Linked DNA regions of Mus musculus: region 2 is linked to region 1. Evidence: chromatin contacts called from ENCODE Hi-C or POLR2A ChIA-PET data. All regions are on one chromosome and are shown on one strand. Each heading gives the region's core, a stretch centred on a gene start or an enhancer-like site at or near the end of the contact. The rest is flanking DNA. Distances are from core to core; before and after follow the strand shown.

Region 1 (6,195 bases), core at 1,919-4,418:
GCGCTTGCCATCACTGCCTGGCAGAACTTCATATTTTCATGAACTATGGGATTAGCATCGATTAAAGAATGTGTAAAAGGAATGGAGTGACTGCGTAGCCAAGGACTCAGCCACCTTGACATGTTTATGACAGGCTTAATGACCCATCCAGTCACCAAACATTAACTAAGTACCTGTCAGGGGGCTGGCATTCGGTGACAGGAAGCTGTAGTTTGTTGTTAGACATGTCAGGCTTAGTGTGTGGAGCAATCATACTGTGAGTGGCTCCCCGCTCAAGGCCTTCCCTCTTCTGTATCCCAGGAAACATCTCCCCTAAGGACAGACAGTGACTGATGCCACCCACATTCTTCTTCTATTATACCATCTTGTCTGAAATCCAGTCACCTTAATCACTGTTTATAAAGCTCTGCAACTTAAAAGCCAGGTAATTACAAGACAATGGACCCCCTGAGCGTCTGAAACACACAAAGGAGTATTTATCTTTATGGCAGACAGCCTTGCTATCTATGTGACCGACAACAGAACTGTGGCCAGGGTAGCAGCTACACTCTGCCAAAGGGCCAGTGTTGTCACCACAAATTAGAACCTTAAGAGAAGGCAAATCTGGGTTTGACACTACTGGGAGAAAACATGTTTTGTTATTCAAGAACCAAATGCATTGAAACTGAGTGGAAGGACTTGACAAGTTAACCTCCCTCTGTAATAAGCACTTCAGTGCCTCAAATTTGCCTCAACTCCAAAGCTGCCTGCTTCTGATGGGGCAGCCATTCCACACCTCCTCTAACAGATTTTTACTGCCATTCACAGTTTACCTTTTACCACGAGGATACAGAGGAAAAGATATTAACGGGTTTTGTTGGGACCTGAATAGCATTGGTCATGGGAGAGGAGATTTATGGTTAGGGGGTCAGGGCTTAATATTAGATCATGATTAACAGAGTCACCTGTGTAGCTTTCCCTTTTTAAAATATATATTTATTTATTTCATGTATATGATTATATTGTAGCTATCTTCAGACACACCAGAAGAGGGCATCAGATCTCATTACAGATGGTTGTGAGCCACCATGTAATTGCTGGGAATTGAATTCATGACCTCTAGAAGAACAGTCAGTGCTCTTAACCACTGAGCCATCTCTCCAGCCCGTAGCTTTTCTTTTTAGAGGAAGTGTGTGTGAGTGTGTGTGTGTGTGTGTGTGTGTGTGTGTGTGTGTAAGAGAGAGAGAGACAGACAGACAGAGAGATAGACACACACAGAGATATGGTCATTTAACGCCTAGAATTTCAGGATCCTTTCTTTCTTTTTTTTTGTTTGTTTTGTTTTGTTTTGTTTTGTTTTCAGGTTTATTACAACAGCTCCAATTGGTGTTTGAAATTCATCGCAACTGTAGGCTGAGTGACCTGAAGGTTAGAGAGACTGCCAAGTCCAGAAGCTTCGGCATCTCCTTGGTGTCAGGATCCACCTCAGTGATCTCTTGATCTAGGGCTGAGACCTCAGGAACATAATTCTCCTCTCTCTCTCTCTCTCTCCCTCTCCCTCTCCCTCTCCCTCTCCCTCTCCCTCTCCCTCTCCCTCTCCCTCTCCCTCTCCCTCTCCCTCTCCCTCTCTCTCTCTCTCTCTCTCTCTCTCTCTCTCTCTCGCTCTGCAGCTTGATAGAGATGCCTCTCATAGGACCTCTCTGAATCTACTTCATCAGATGGGTCACATAGCCAGCTATCTTGTTCCGAAGTTTCTAGCTGGGGATAATGGAGGTCTCCTCCCACAGGCGCTTGTTACTGTGGAAGCCATTACCCAGGTGTGTGTAGTACTTCTCGATGATGACCTGGGCCGCCTTCTTCACAGTCTTGGTGTGAACTCGGCCCATGTTGGCGGGTCTCAGTAAAAAAAGGAAACTCGGGGATCCTCTCTCGCACTAAGCCTGGTGATATTAGGAATCCAGTACCAGCCGCTTTTGCAGGGTGAGCTTTCTTACTCCTTTTGTTAGAATTTTCTTCTATCTTAAGCACCAAGGATAGCATAACTGGGCTGATGGTTTACAAAACAAAAGCAAATATTTATTTTAAATGGAAGAGTTAACATATACAAGAAAAACAAAAACAAACAAACAAAGGAGAGATTGCTCAGTGGTTATGAGTATTAATGCTCTTGGAGAGGACCCTGATTCAATTCCAAAGTCCACATGGTGATTCACAACTTTCTGTATCTTCAGTTTCAGAGGATCCCACACGCTCTTCTGGTCTTATTGGGCACTAGGCACACACATGGAATTCATACCTAACATGCAGGCAAATCACTCATACACATAGACCTTTTAAAATAGTATATGGAAATAGCATCTTTCCATCATTCAACTACTTGTATGGCCAATCTTGTTCCTCCTATACCCTAGTCTTCTGCCCTGCTTCCACCAAATACTCCTGAGCAGATGCTAGATGTCTTAGCTTTACGTGAATATTTCTGAAAGATATTCTTATAAAGGCACAACCTTTGTCTGGTTATCTTTTGCTATCGACTATATAAAAGATACATGAAAAGTGTTTACATACATCGTTTGGGGAGGCAAATAATTTCCTTTGAAGAAAGTGCTACATTGTCCATGTTTGAAAACGATCTTAGGACGTGCGGTGTTCATACTGTAGTTAAAACTACACTAAATCATCTCTGGAGCTTGACTTCCAACTTGCAGATCTTTGACTTAGCTTAATGAACTTGGGACCTCTAAAGTTTTTTAAACTTTTGGAAAGAAAGGCATGGCGAGGGATTTCTTTTCCCCATCAGGCCGAAGCATGTTAAAACTTGTGTCCTTTCCTCCTGGGTGTACAAACTGGTAAGATTACCACCATGGGCTTTGTGAACAGGCCTGGAAGAGTCGCGTTTCGGGTCACGCCTGCTCTCGGCAGGCGGTCCAGGCCGGCTGGCTCCCTTGTGACCGACTGCACTGCCTGAGTCTTGCAGGCGACACTGGGCGTTCCCTCCCTTTCCGGCCTTGGACAGTTTTGTTTTGGATCTTACTTCCCAGTCAAGGAGAGGCTCCCTGTTGACCAAAGGTTTCCCAGTCTCCTTGGGGTGGCCGGCTGCCAAGTTTCCTTAGTCCCAGTCTGCCAGGACCTGGGACTGCTGGAGATCCTAGAAGGCCAGGACGCTGGACGCGAGGGGGCGTGGCCCTATTAGCTCCGCCCCCCGGGCCTGCGGGTAGCTCGACTCCCGCCAGCCCCGGAGGCTCGCGCAGACTAAGCTCTGTACCATTCCTTGCGAACGCTCGGACCCGGACAGGCTGCGCGCACGCGCACTCGGGAGCGACAGTCAGGCTCTCGCCCCGTGGTGGCGGCGGCCGCGCCTGCCGCTAGGTGGCGCATGCGCCCTAGAGGGCGCGGGCGGTCTCTGGGAAGAAGGCGGCGGCGGCGAGAGGCGGGGGCGCCGTAGGGGCCGGTCCGTGTTTACACAGCGGCGGGCGGGTGCGGACGCGGAACCCGGCGCGGCGGCGGCGGCGGCGGCGGCGGCGGCAAGATGGTCATGGCGCATTTCGTGGAGAATTTCTGGGTGAGCGGAGGGTGTTGGGGACGCCGCGGGCTTCGGTTTCTCCCCGCGGCCTGCGTGCGCGGCGGGCGGCGGCTCCTCGGGCGGCCGAGCGAGAGTCCACGGCCCCGGGGTTGCCCGGCCGAGCTCCCGCGGGCCACGGCTCTCCGGCCACCCGCCTCCTCCGGGTTGGCCACTGCGCGCGGCGCCCGGGCTGGCAGCGCGGCCCGGGAGTCTCGGCGGGGACTCCAGAGGGCCGGCGGCGCCGGGCGGGGACAAAGCGCCGACGGGGCGTGCGTGCGCGGCGTCCGGCGCGGGGAGCCGGGCACCCGGCTGGTCGGCTTCCCGCGGCGCAGGCCCGGGACCCCACGCAGAGTCCGTGCAGGGCCGAGCGGGCTCGGCACTTCCTCTTGGCCGCGCGGCTGGGCTGGTGGGGGCTGCGCCCAGGACTTTGCCTTCAGGCCTGCTCACAAAGCCCGTGGAAGTTGGGTTTCGTGGACCTTCCTCGGGCTCCCCACACCCCTCTAGTCTCCTCGCCGTGTGATTTCGTGCAGTTGCTGTTAGCCGATCGTGGCAAGTACGCTTCTGCCATGAACAGGAAAGTTACGTGTTTACTCAGGTATCTTGGCCGAACTTGGGTTTTCGTGGCCCGACAGTTGCAAATACGGCACCACTTTCATTTAGGTAAGGTGTTGAAAGGAGTCAGCTTTCAGTCATGCCAGCTACTGCTAGCTGAGATTCTTAATTCAGTCTCAAGCACGGGCTTGAATACAATCAGTTCATGGTTATTTGTTTTGAATGTTAATTCGCTTTTCGCAATCATCTGTACTCGGTGGTGTTTTTAAAGAGCGGTTTTATGCATGCACTTAAAGTGTATACTGTGAAGAGTTCCTCATTGTTTTTTTGCAAACATCACCACAGTCAATTTTAGAACAATTTCATAACCTCAGAAAAAATCCCTTACCGGTTAGGAGTCATTCCCAGTTTGCCCCTTGTCTCGGTCCCTAGGCAACCGATCTGCTTCTACAGTTCCGTCCTTTCTGGACCCGGCTCTCTGATGACTATTTCACTTACCATAGTATTTTCAAAGGTAATCCACGAGATAATACATATTACTATTTCATTCCTTTTTATGATCAAATAATATTCCATTCCCTTTTTTACTTATCTATTCATTGGTGATGGATATTTGGTACCCATCGCAACGTCTCTTTTATTATGAGTAATATTGCAATGAACACTTTATACAAGTGTGTCAGAGCATGTGTTTTTCTTTGTAGAATGGAATTTACTGGATCACGTGTTTAACTCTATATTTGCACATGGTTAGCCAAAGGGCCAAGAAGCAGATGGAGTACTCTTTCAGTCAACTGCTAGACTGTTCCTCAGAGTGGCTACAGCATTGCACCGTGCTCTGCAGTGTCTCAGAGTAGATGTACACTCACTAACACTTGCTATCTTTTGTTACTATGAGGTGGACATGAAGTAGCAGCTTGTGCTCTTGATTTGCATTTTTCTGTGGCTAATGGTGTCAAACATTTTTTTCCCCATTTTAAGTATTTTTCTTTGGAAAACTGTAGACCCATTGTCAGTTTTAAAATTTGATTATTTTTATTGCCTTTTTGTTATTGAATCCTTTTCATAGTCTGAATAATCCTCCCAAACCTTGTGCCCTCACACTTATTTAAAGGCAGTTTCCTGGCCTTCTGATCCTCCTGTCTCTGCCTACAGACTGCTGGGAATACCGGTGTGTGTCATTTCTATTAGCCCTAACTTTTTTTTTTTTTTTTTTTTTTTTGAGATAGGGTCTATTTACATAGCCCTGGCTGTCCTGGAGCACACTGTGTAGACCAGGTTGTTTTTAACTCAGATTGCCTGCTTCTGCTTCCCAGGCACACCATGCCAGACCTTTAGATACATATACCGGTATACCTTCCCTCCCTCCTTCCCTCCCTGCAACATACAAACTTTATTTACTAAAAGTAACAGGTAAAATAAAACATGCACTTGTATTAAGAAAAGAAAACTACAAGAAAATTTGTTTTCAGTAACTTAAAAGAACCTACTTGCAGTTGTATTTAACTGAGCACTTGTTGATAAGAGTGAAAGATTTGTGTGTTTTTCAAGTATTCACTGAATACTACCTTATATACACATAAACATTAAATTTGAAAAAGATTAGATGACATTAGATGTGTGTGTGTGTTGGAAAAGGTGTCTAAAGAGAATGTGCAGTTTTGACTCCTGAGTGGTGTACTGAACCCGTCCTAGACTCTGTTGAACACCAAGGCTCCTCCACTCCTGTTCAGACATCAGATGAGGTTTTGTACCTGTTTAGAGAATTCTCTGTGTAACACGACTGCCAGAACCCATAGTGCTTGCCTATTAGGCAGGCATGGAGGGAGCAGGAAACCAGAGGAGCTCCATGACCACCTGATGGACATTGAAGCGACTTTAGTAGATGCACAGATACACGGTGTGGAGATAATGTCTCCCTCCAGAAGACTGCCTTTTTATTGACAACGTCTTTTGAAGTCCAGTTTGTAATTGGATAGCATCTTGAAGTCCAACTCCCCACTCTTCTGTCACCACTGCTTTTGTTGTCCTGAGGCTTGTGCTAGCTAACCTGATGTACTTCTGTTTTCTTAGAAGACTTCACAGTTTTAGTTCATCTGCTT
Region 2 (6,195 bases), core at 2,312-4,811, 110 kb before region 1:
CTTTTTATAAATAGAATTATGTTTTAATTGCTAGGAGTTATTAATAGCTCAAGGAATTTAAAGTTAATCCTTCCCCAGTTAAAAATAACTTCTTAATTTATCATTTTATAAATTAAAGCCTTATGTAAGGGTTTGCTTTAAGTAAGAAATGCCTATAGATTATTTACATATTGCTGAATGTACTATAACTGTCCCTGCAGCATTTACATTCTCCTAAATTATTTCTTTAAAAAGATTTTCCTTAATGTTAATCTGGAGATGTTTCAAAGCAGAAGACAATTCCTTAAACTGTGTAGTGCTAAACAGAATCAAGAGTTAAGAAGGAAAGAAGGTTGGGTAAGACAACAGTGTCTTTCCAGGGGCACAACTGAAAAATGGTTCTGAGAAGTACTCTATTTTAAAGCTTGCCTACTTCAGGTACTACTCCAGCTCTATCTTAGTGAGCTTCTATGTAGCATTAGTAATGATTTATTACTAATAATTAATAAAATAATTGTGCTAATAATTATTAAATACTTAATATATTTGCTATAAAATATGTTTATTAAATATATTGTAATTTAAAAATAATCTAAGCCGGGCGTGGTGGTGCATGCCTTTAATCCCAGCACTCGGGAGGCAGAGGCAGGCGGATTTCTGAGTTCAATGCCAGCCTGGTCTACAGAGTGAGTTCCAGGACAGCCAGGGTTACACAGAGAAACCCTGTCTCCAAAAACCAAAAAAAAAAAAAAAAAAAAAAAAAAAAAAAAAAGAGGAACTAACTAAAGAACAGAAAGGTTTTAAGGTTAAAAGCAAAGTTTATTACCATCTTAAATTTCAGTATATGTCATTGAAAAATGCCAACATGTCTGCAGAGTTTCACCACATGAAACGTAAAGAGGAAACATCACGCAGTAGCTGGTATCCTGTACACTAAGGAAAAAAATAGCAGAAAAGAAAAATTAAATCACATATGGTCATAAGCCTTAAGATGAGTAAGAGTAGTTTTAGCTTAAGATCAGAGTCAAAGATCACTTATTTAAAGCATCTCTACCCAGAATCTCTGTATAGTCACATTCTCATTTCAATCCAATGAAAGAATAGATTCTTAGATTATCTCATCCCAATTTTTAAAAAAAGATTTATTTATTTTATGTATGTGAGTACACTGTCACTCTCTTCAGACACACCAGAAGAGGGCTTCGGATCCCATTACAGATGGTTGTGAGTCACCATGTGGTTGCTGGGAATTGAACTCAGGTCCTCTGGAAGAGCAATCAGTGCTCTTAACCACTGAGTCATCTCTCCAGCCCCATCTCAACTTTATAATATCTAATAACCAAGAATTTTTTGTTGTTGTTTTCGAGACAGGATTTCTCTGTGTAGCCCTGGCTGTCCTGGAACTCACTTTGTAGACCAGGCTGGCCTTGAACTCAGAAATCCGCCTGCCTCTGCCTCCCAAGTGCTGGGATTAAAGGTGTGCGCCACCATGCCCTGCCTAAAGAAAAATTCATGTGGGGTGGTGGTAACACATACCTTTAATACCAAAAAGTACCAAAAATAAAATACCAAAAAAAAAATGTTTTTCTTTAAAAAGAATTCAAGGGAATAAATCCTTTTATATATACTAATTAATATTCAATCCTTCCTCCTTCCAGTTAGCTTTGTTTATTCCCAAAGTAGTATTTAGGTAAATTCTTCTTCATTGCTTGGTGTAGGTCCTACAACAATCCTTAGTTGCTCATCTTTAGTTTTATTTATGTGTATGAGTGCTTTGCTGCCACGCACATCATGGGAATGCCTAGTGTCTGTGGAGGTCAGCAGGGCATTGGACCCCTGGAACTGGAATTATGAACGGTTATGAGCTACCTCATGGTTGGAGACTAAAACCCAGGTCCTCTGCAAAAACAAAGGCTGTTACCCTCTGAACCATTTTCCCAGCCCCTAATCTTATAGATTTTAATGCTATTTTATTTTTTAAATCTCCAGCAATGTAAGATTCAGTTACCACAATCACACAATCATCTGATTTTTACAAGTCTCTACTCTACAATGAAAGCTTTTAAGTATAAAATAAGACCTGTTTACATTTTTCCTTGCAGTAAATTTTTTTGCAGACTCACCAAACTGCTCTGGAGGAAGGTTTACATTAAATTGTTTTTCTTAGGACATATTCCTTCTTAGAAAATTCCTTTCCAAGAACACTACTCTATCTAACTTCTATTAAATCAACATTTAAAAATGTTTATTTTATTTGATAGAGACAAAGTTTCTCTGTGTAGGCCAGGCTGGCCTGGAACTCAGCAATCTGTCTGCCTCTGCCTCTGGAGTGATGGGACTAAAAGTGTGGGCTGCCATGCCTGGCCATATTTTAGTAATTTTAAATATTTTCCCTTTCAATTTTCAGCTTTCTGATGATAAAAACCATCTTTTAGTCTCAAACTTTGAGTTAAGCTAATTGTAACACTAAAAAGTATTACAAGTGAAGATTTTTAAGCTTCTTAATAAATAAGTTGTAAATATTTAGCATTTTTCAAGAATTAGGTACAATAATTTTACCTGTAAAGTGTATGGAGAGCAATCACTGCCTAAACAAGAAGTATGTAACACTAAGGCAGTTGAAAGCACTGATGTGAAGATAATTCTCGCTGGCCACTCACTCAGAAAAAAGGACCACCTTGCTGTGCATATTTAAAATACTCATACGTGGTAAGTTTGTGTAAAAATAACCAGGCAGGGAAGAACGATTCTTCCAAGACCGGGTTTCTCAGTATAGCCCTGGCTGGCCTTGAACTCAGAAGTCTGCCTGACTCTGCCTCCCAAGTGCTGGGATTAAAAGCGTGTGCTACCACTGGGAAGAACAATTCACCTCTCTTCATTACCATTATTGCAACTGGCTTGAAAAGTGCCTACCTCTCCCATTTTAAAACACTTTCAGCTTGAAGTTACAGTACCTCTCTGGTGGTGGCTGTATAAGGAGAGAGGAGAGCTTATTATCTCCAAGCTCAGGGAACTAGCTTTATAGTAGAAACATACCTAGAGATGTAAACCTAATTTTCTAAATCATTTCATTTGGTTTTATATGGTAGTTTCGTGCTACATCAGCACATTTCAGAAGCCCCTGTGTTATCAAGGGGGCCGCCGTCCGCCCACACCCTTCTGCCTTGTCCCAGGAAAGCTGTAACAGTTCGACTGTGGGACGAGCGGCCTGGTGGGTGTCGCCGGGCTCTGGGCTCGGCGGTCTCCCGGGGGGGACACGAGTGCACTCCGGGCACGCACGTCACCTGCCGCCGGAAGGGCCGTGCATCTGGGCGTTCACACTCAACGGGCTGGGCAGCGGAGGCCGCGACTGAGCCCCAGGCTGGCTTGTGGGGGCTGCAGTGGGCGCGAGGGGGTGTGAGGCGGGCACGGGGCCGAGGCGTCGACCCCGGGACCCCGCTTGGTGAAAACCGCTGGGGCGCGCCGCCCGCCCGCCCGCCTTCCCGACGCAGGCCAGCAGGCCCAGGCCGCAGTTTTCCCAGCCCCGTCGCCGTTGCCAAGGCGACCGCCGCCGAAGATTCCCGCGCCGGGCTCCGCCCCCCGGCCAATCGGACCGGCGCTCGCCGGAGCCCGGATTCTCTTTGTTCCGCAGCCATTTCAGGCCCCGGACGGGAGGCAGCGCCGCTTCGGCAGAAAGGCCCGAGCGCCGGAGGCCTCTGGGATGGTGTGGGACCGGGTAGGTTGGCGTGAGGGTGCGTGGCCAGGGCGGAGGCGGGTGGGAAGCGGCCCGAGCGAGCTCCGACCGGCCGCCGCGCCGAGGGGACCGCGCTCCGCTGTCCGCCCTCTCGGACGGGGCCTGGCCGTTTGGAGCCCGCCGGCGACGGCGCGGTTCTAAGCCCAACAGCTGCGGTCCCGGGCGCCCTGCGGGTCCCGGACAGGGCAGGCGGCGCCCCAGGAGCGGGAGGTCGGTCCTGGGGGTGGCGGGAGGCTGGCGGGCCGAGCCGCTGCGATGCCCGTCAGGCCGCACGGTGCGAGGGCCCGAGGTCGCCGGTCTTTGTCCCGGAGCCTCGCACACTCCGGTTTCTGCAGCCAGCTGATCCGTCTCCCCCGAGGGCCTGCTGGCCTCGCGACCTGTGAACATAATTTTAATGTTTGTAACTACGGGTTTTGCTTAGGTTTGTGGGTTTTGCACGTCTGCCTCTGTCTGCCCACGCCACGGGGAAGGGCCGCCGAGGAACAGACCCGCCACCACAATCAAACTGGCTTTAGAAAGGCTTTCTTCCTCTTAGAAATGATCTCGCGGGGCTTAATTTTTTTTAATCACGTGGGGTTTGCAGGGATTGTTTACAGTTTCACTTTGTTACGCCAGTCGCGAATCAGCTGTTAACTGTAGAAACGAAGTCAGAGGCTGTCCACTAGTTGGGGAGATTGTATTAAGAAGCTTAGTATGTCCTGTTCGAAAAACAGTGATGGCTTCAATGAGTACGTAAGCAATGCTTTTCCCCCCTAAAGAGAAGACGCTCCTTAAATGCAAAATATTCGGTGAAATCAGTATTTGGAACTGACCTGTCTGTCTGCAATGTGCACGCTCAGACGTGTTCATCTTTAGGATACCAAAAGTACCTGCTGGGTTTTGAGTTTCCCTATCGAAACTTTCACTTAAGTGTGGTAAGAAAGTGTGCTAATGAAGTAAGTGGATGGTTTGTAGTTGGTGAGAAGTGATCCTTGTTACTGTCCTGTAACCCTCCGTCCTGGTTCTAGAGAATGGCTGGTCTATGTGGAAATTTGCAAGTGCAAAGGAAAAATACTACTTTAGAGGTGGCCGATTTATTTTAAACTCCTTGACACTTGCCGTGTGTGGGTGAATAGTGGTTTGGCAATTCAGCTTTTACTTGAGTCCGTGTACACCTACTGCACTGTGAGTGGTTCGTCTTCCCTTTCTGAAGAGGGCCTCGGCCTTCCATTAGCCATGTGCTTTTCCATCCTGCCCTGGCCAGAAATTACTGAATTCCTCCCACTGAAAGACCTATAGAAAATATTTTTGTATTTCTCCCTCCATTCCTAAAAGCCTTTTTGCCATTATATAATAGCAACAGGATAGAATTTTATCTTAAAAAAAAAAAAAGATCCTAGCTGTGCCTTTTTGCCATTATATAATAGCAACAGGATAGAATTTTATCTTAAAAAAAAAAAAGATCCTAGCTGTGACTATTTCCAGTATCAATAATTGTTATAGTCATTGTTTTATGACTATTTTTTTTTACTTATGTTAAAGTGATTGTGTGCATTCAGTTTTCTTAAATTGTGTTGAAATGTGAACATGTGCTATATTTAGAGGAATTTCTTGTGTTTGTTAGCCATATTGGCAAGCTTTTTTTTTTGAAAAGAAATCAGGTTCTAAGGAAGCCAAGTCAAGTTCCACATGAAGTAAATGTAACCAGAATAAATGAAAGAGAGGAAGGTGACAGCATGCGGACTGCCTTTGGAGGCAGAGGCAGGCAGATCTCTGAGTTCCAGGACAGCCAGGGCTCCACTGAGAAACTCTGTCTCCAAAAACAAACAAACCAGGAAAGAAAGAAAAGAATGTGGTATAAGATGCCAAAGATTTGGCCCTCCCCACCCCCCCCAAATGCTTACGTGCAGAGATTGAGAGAGCTGAACTAGAGTGTAACTGGTGATTTCAGAATCACGGAGGACAGTGCACCTTCCAAAAGGAAACTTCTCACAAGATGAGGTCCTGCTTGGCTAGTGTTAGTAAGGCTCTAGCAGGTTAGAGGAGTGTATTCACTGTTGGACAGAGGTTTGTGAGAGTGGGTGGACTGTGGTTAGTCAGGTAGAGGTTAGGAAGGGAGGTTCTCAAAGCCTTTGTGTGGTTCTGACACATCTATCCTAGGCACTGTTCTTAGAAGGACTGTAGTTGGTGTGATGAGTAGAGTATTCGCTTTCAAGCATCTTCATGCACAAATGAAACAAGAAACGAGGATGGAGATTTGTCTTCAAAAAAAAAATTTTTTTTTTTTTTGAGACAGGGTTTCTCTGTAGTCTTGGCTGTCCTGGAACTCACTCCGTAGACCAGGCTGGCCTCGAACTCAGAAACCCACCTGCCTCTGCCTCCCAAGTGCTGAGATTAAAGGTGTGCGCCACCACACCCAGCTCACATCTTATTTCTAAAAGGCAGTCAGTGGCAGTGGAACTATTTGAATTTAGTACAGAAAGGAGACAGGTGGCTCTCAGTGT

What was found. Hi-C counts contacts between places; a loop is a spot of excess contacts on that map. ChIA-PET counts read pairs that join two places held with the same protein, here RNA polymerase II (POLR2A).
Region 2: a loop to region 1 is called in a map of heart, with 6 times the contacts of the local background. The contact joins the promoter of Tnpo1 here to the promoter of Fcho2 in region 1. A Hi-C loop is called at or near these places in 3 of 37 maps with a recorded cell type or tissue (all heart). POLR2A ChIA-PET finds 5 or more read pairs at or near these places in 3 of 5 experiments (Patski and embryonic stem cell).

Annotation. Positions count from the first base shown.
Region 1 is chr13:98,812,422-98,818,616 of GRCm38, reverse strand. It overlaps Fcho2 (FCH domain only 2), which reads left to right and starts at 3,168. Exons shown (of 26, transcript NM_172591.3): 1 at 3,168-3,541. The coding sequence starts at 3,509. Gm34995 (a long non-coding RNA gene) reads right to left here and starts at 2,636. Exons shown (of 3, transcript XR_382806.4): 1 at 2,548-2,636. It also overlaps the pseudogene Gm18134.
Region 2 is chr13:98,923,750-98,929,944 of GRCm38, reverse strand. It overlaps Tnpo1 (transportin 1), which reads left to right and starts at 3,561. Exons shown (of 24, transcript NM_178716.3): 1 at 3,561-3,694. The coding sequence starts at 3,680. It overlaps Gm52051, which reads right to left and starts at 5,533. Exons shown (of 2, transcript XR_003950643.1): 1 at 2,539-5,533; 2 at 784-912.